Linked DNA regions of Homo sapiens: region 2 is linked to region 1. Evidence: chromatin loops called from intact Hi-C (ENCODE). Cell type or tissue: mammary epithelial cell. All regions are shown on one strand. Each heading gives the region's core, and the rest is flanking DNA. Links, peaks and the distances in the headings are about the cores only. Region 1 overlaps CDH9 (cadherin 9). Region 2 has its middle 270 kb from the start of LINC02103.

Region 1 (2,935 bases), core at 133-2,632:
TTAGTAATCAACTCATTTGACTGAACTCGTTATATATGTTTATGCAACTATAACATTGTGCTATGTTTGATACTATTTGCATTTACAAATTATTATATCAAGGAATTGTGTGGTATGGAGAAATTTGTCAATACAACTGTTCAATCCTTTGAAGAAGACAACGTATACATGTCAGTCTGACAATTTTAAAGGTAAATGTTGGAATCATTCAAAGAATAAATAATTCTAAGGTCCAATGATCCTTTAAAAAAACTCAATTTGTGAAAAACTAGATTAAAAAAAACATGTACAATCAGTTATTTCATTGAGAGATTATATATTGGCATGTTTCCAAAATTCTGTGCTTGATATTTCATTGGTTTATGTATTAAAAAAATTCTCTGTAAGGAACTTCAGATACTAGACGCATCAGAAATTACTATTCTTAACCGTGTTTTATCTATAGTGTTATGGGAGTAATAAGAAAAGCATGAAGGTGTAAGATAAGCACCCCCAATTCACAAAAGAGCAACACCCTCTGTTTCAATGTAATGTCTGGAGGAAACATAACAACACGAGAGTATCCGATAGTGAATTAAACATTTTGTTTTCACAGTCTATTTACATGAAAATTAATTATTTATAGGTAAATTATCTCCTCTTCTTGTGATTTCCTTCTGGAGTTAGAGATTTCTTCCTGATGTTATGAAGAAGGAAATTAATCTATTCACTAATTAAATTAATCCTGTTGTAAAATGCAGTTTTACAATAAAGTTCTACAGATTCTCTTTTACTCTAGCAATGAACCTTTATTTATAATGATATCTTGCCCCAGTCTATGGGGAACATGAAGAGCAGCTGTGTTGGATAAACCACACATAATTAGCATACAGGATCTCTTTGCCAATGATATTGTTGACGTTATATAAAATCTTATACACTCCTGTTTGGAACTTTATAACTGCATCATATTTTATACTATTTTAAAAGAGTATTCATGAGTATGGACAAAACTTCAATGTTATTAGTCTTACTTGTATAAGTGTAGGGAAATAAATCATGTGATGGAAGTTATATGAGGCTTATATGATTTTTCTCCTTTATAAGACTCAAAATTTAGGAAGAGATTTTAATTAATATTTCTTCCAACTTTTGTAATATATTTTTATTATTTTCTGATTGTTGAAAAACATTTTCTTCTGGGGGAATATACAATTGTAGATCATAAGTGCTGACTATTAATATGTCATTAATAAGTCAACGTCAAACTCAGTTAAATGTACATATAGACACAGTGTGCAATTCATGTGTAAAACTGCTCCAAACCTCACATTCATAAAACCAAACTGCTTAACACAATGCTTTAGCTCCCTCTTTTGGATGGCCCAGATTATAATATGAAAATAGGAGAGACTCCCCTAATATGCCTTCATTTCTACTGGCATTTTATAATATTTGAGTCAATATTTATTCCATGATTAAACTCTATAAAATAATCATTTTCATCAGTTTTCAAAAGAAAGTAAGCCAAATCTACACTTAGAAGTAGTTTTACTAGTTGATTTATCAGCCATTGAACACTTCCCAAAATTAAGGATATATTTTGATAACAGTGTTTAAATACACATTATTCTAAAAGAATTAACCGTCAATTGTATGAGGGTTTTAAAATACTATTTATCCAGATAAAATATCTGAGCTCAATTATCCCATGAACTATGTACTAGCTACACTTAAAGCATTTAATAACCAAGAATAACCTTAAAATGTATTGAACACTAGGCATATATATATATATATAGTGTGTGTGTGTGTGTGTGCGTGTGTGAATTCTTAAATGTTCTTAAAATTTTTTCTCAGTTATTTTCATAATGGCATAGAAAATAATACATCGGATCAAGATGTATAAAACAAAAGTCTGTGCAACTTTCTTAAAAAATATATAATTAACAATAATATGCACAAAATAAACACTTAAGATAGACATATATCTTACCTTATAATAACATCACTTAAAATAATTCAGTACTAACACTAAAATAATTCAAGCTACTGAAAAGCAAATTATCATCACATTTGGTTAATTTTTTTAGTTTATTATTCTGCAGTAATTAAGTATAGTATTTTAATATTTAATAGCAGTAAATGCCAATTGTGTAAATATAAAATTCATGGAATTGTTGGTTTCCAGAAAAAAAGAAGTTAAGTAATTATTTTACACATCTAAAAGTATAAATGCAGAGGTATATTTTCATTTTTATTTTTAAGCTGTTTAAGTGTATTTGCTTAACCCTTACTTTGGAAACAAACAACCATTTTAAATAATTGTTTTTTTAAATTAAATATTAATTGACATGGCATTATTTGTACTCAAAATAACATAGTAGGCAATTCAGATAATTAAGTTTTCATATTTAAATACTATAAGCCTATATTATGAAATATTAATGCCATCACAAGTTATATAAAATAAATTATAATGAATATATTATCACAGTGCAGTCAGAACAAAGAATATAAGTTAATATCACCTGTTCCAGTGGTGTCCACTTTCTAAACCCAACCTTCCAACAGGCTGACACTTCTTGTAATGTATTTAATTTCACAGATACTTCAAATTGCAATCATTGTTTGGAGAACTCAATAATATGAAAAACTTCAAATTCCCTATGTGGTAGACGAATATTAAGAATTTTGCATGTAGAGAAATGACTCTGTCTTAAATTTTCTGTTATATTTAAAACTTATTTTATTTCAAAGGATATATAAGATTATTGTTTCCGACGAGTAAATTTAAAACTCTCTTTCATTTGTGTTGATTTACTTATTTACGTATTTCATAATTGAATGACCAATATTTTCTCAGCTAAATGGGAGCTGAATACTATCTTTGTACTAATTTTTCTTCTCTGTGTGTTAAGAAATATGCAAAAGCTTTACCATGAGCTTGATTTCA
Region 2 (2,935 bases), core at 329-2,828, 990 kb before region 1:
CTGCTGAGAAAGACATATCTGAGATTGGAAAATGTACAAAATAAAGAGGTTTATTGGACTTATAGTTCCACATGGCTGGGGAGGCCTCACAATTTTGGCAGAAGGCAAGGAGGAGCAAGTCACATCTTACATGGATGGCAGCAGGCAAAAAAAAGAGCTTGTGCAGAAAAACTCTGTTTTTAAAACCATCATATCTTGTGAGACCTATTCACTATCATGAGAACATCATGGCAAAGATCCATCTCCATGATTTAGTCGTCTCCCACCAGGTCCTTCTCACAATATGTGGGAATTATGGGAGCTACAAGATGAAACTTGGTTGAGGACACAGAACCATACCATATCATTCCACCCACGGCCCCTCCCAAATCTCGTATCTTCACATTTCAAAACCAAGCATGCCTTCTCAACAGTCCCCCAAAATCTCAACTTACTTCAGCATTAACTCAAAAGTCCAAAGACCAAAATCTCATTCAAGACAAATCCCTTCCACCTATGAGCCTGTAAAATAAAGAGCAAGTTAGTTATTTCTTAGATACAATGGGGGTACAGGCATTGGGTAAATACAGCCATTTCAAATGGTAGAAATTGGAGAAAACAAAGGGGCTACAGACTGCATCCAAGTCCAAAATTCAGTGGGGCAGTCAAATTGTAAAGCTCCAGAATGATCTCCTGTGACTTCATGGTTCGCATCCAGATCATGCTGATGCAAAAGGTAGGTTCCCATAGTCTTGGACAGTTCTGCATCTGTGACTTTTCAGGGTACACCCTCCCTCCCTGCTGCCTCCATGGGCCGGCATTGAGTGTCTGCAGCTTTTCCAGGTGCAAGATGCAAGCTGTCAGTGGATATACCATACTGGGGTCTGTAGGACAGTGACCCTCTTCTCCCAGCTCCACTAGGCAGTGCCCCAGTAGGGACTCTGTGTGAGGGACCCACCTCACATTTCCCTTCTCCACTGTCCTAGCAGTGGTTCTCCATGAGGACCCCACCCCTACAGCAAACTTTTGCCTGGACATCCAGGCATTTTCACATATCTTCTGAAATCTAGGCAGAGGTTTCTAAATCTCAATTCCTGACTTCTGTGGACTCACAAGCTCAACGCCACATGAAAGCTGCCAAGGCTTGAGGCTTCCACCCTCTGAAGCTGAAATGGCTCCATTGTCTGGGGTATATAACTGGTTCTTTGTCTTGGTCGAGAAAGAATTCAGGACATGGACACACACAAGGAGTGTTTTTAGGCGTGAGAAGTTTAATAGACAAAGAAGAGAGAGAAAAAAAGCTTCCTCATGCTAAGAAAGTGGGTTGCTCAAGAGAGGGTCTCTAGTTTGTGGTGGCATGCCATTGATTTTTTACAGAGGCTTGAGGAGACCCTATGATATACATAGGGTCCAGAGGATTTGTTTGACCAGGTGTGCCATTTATGTAGCCCACAAAAAGACTGGCCCTCCCACCCTAGTCTTTTATTATGCAAATGTGGCCTCTACCTGTTGGTTTCCATAGTGATTACACACGTGGTTTTACTTGCATGATACCTGTTACACCAATGGATTGTAATACTGGCTGGCCTCCACTAGATGTCGCTGTACATGACCAGACTTGTTAATATAAAAGTAGCATACTCTTTTCCACTTTGATTTGCCAGTAGGGAATAATCTTAGGTTTAGGCCATTTTCATAACTTGCGATATGATTGGGAAAAATATACTATTGAGTGGCTAAAATAACTTTAGTGTTAATCTTGGGGATTTCTTTCCTTTAATTATTAAATTCTTTTATGACTTCCTAAGCCCTCTTACAACATACTCAAACTTTCTGAATTATCCTAAACATTCTCCATTTAAACAACCAGTCATTTCCTTTTAGGACAAGAATTTAACATACAAGATCCTTTCTTATCCTTTCTTATATAAAATCTCTTTCTTTATAACCTTCTTTATATAGTTTAGGTTCTGACCCTGGTGACCTCCACCTCTGGGGGCAGTGTGATCTCCAGTGGTCTCCACCACAGGCTGGACAGGGTCAAAGTGGCTTCTTCTTGCTGTTTTGTCACACTTTCTAAAATGCCCTGGCTTGGCACACTGATAGTGACTAGTGGATACACTTCAGGGATCCTGGACTTTGCAAGCCTGAAAAGCAGCTACTAGAGCCTTTGTCCTTCTCCTGAGCTTCCTCTCTTTCTTTTGGGCCTCCTCCTGGTCCCTATTATAAAAGACCAAAATGTCCACATACAGGAGGTTCTGTAAGGTACTATCTGGTCCTGTAACTTGCTTCTGTAGTTTCCTTCTAATATCAGGAGCTACCTGTGTAATAAACTTATCCTTTAAAATGAGCTGTCCCTTATCGGGATAAGGAGGTGTGCTCTATTAGTGCCACTCTCAGTCTTTCCCTAAAGGCTGCAGGATTCTCATCTGGCTTTCTGTCTATCATAGACTGTTTAGAGGCATTAAGAGGTCTGGCCTTAGTTCTTCATATATCCTCTAGAATGTGTATTATAAAGTGCTTCCTTTTCCATTCATCTGCAGAGCTAGTGGGGTCCCAATCAGGCTTGTCAATAGGAAGTACTTCCCTTCCTATTGGGAATGGTGTTTTCGCTATTCTCCTTTATTCCCTTTTGATGTATTATAGGTGATATTGCTCATCTCTGAAATTATCTGCTGCCTGCAGAATTGCCTGCTTTTCAGATGCGGTTGGGATTTGGTTTAGCAGCAGCATAACGTCCTTTCATGTGAGGTGAAACACCTGAGTTAAATTCTGGAAAGCTTCTATATACCTATTGGGGTTGCCAATCTTCGTTTATTTGCCTAAAGTCCTGTAATGAGAAGGGAACTTTAGGTGGCCCCAAATAAGAGGAATTCTCAAATGTTTCCCCTGGAAATTGCTTTTCTAATTCTGGGAAATCATTCTCTATAGCCTTGCCTGATATGCCTGTTAAAAA

What was found. Hi-C counts contacts between places; a loop is a spot of excess contacts. Peaks named below come from ENCODE experiments on the same cell type or tissue, not always from the same donor. Only the 100,000 strongest peaks of a DNase experiment are listed, where the experiment ranks them.
Region 2: it touches region 1 in a loop (20-fold over the local background); 4 of 110 quality-filtered maps call a loop at or near these places.

Annotation. Positions count from the first base shown.
Region 1 is chr5:27,019,593-27,022,527 of GRCh38, reverse strand. All of the region lies in intron 1 of CDH9 (cadherin 9), which reads left to right. Among named protein-coding and RNA genes, the nearest start is that of CDH9, 18 kb to the left of the region's middle. In mammary epithelial cell, for the core only: a CTCF peak has its summit at 1,344 (motif pointing left); no DNase peak of the experiment used is centred there.
Region 2 is chr5:28,013,618-28,016,552 of GRCh38, reverse strand. No RefSeq gene overlaps it. Among named protein-coding and RNA genes, the nearest start is that of LINC02103, 270 kb to the left of the region's middle. In mammary epithelial cell, for the core only: a CTCF peak has its summit at 1,563 (motif pointing right); no DNase peak of the experiment used is centred there.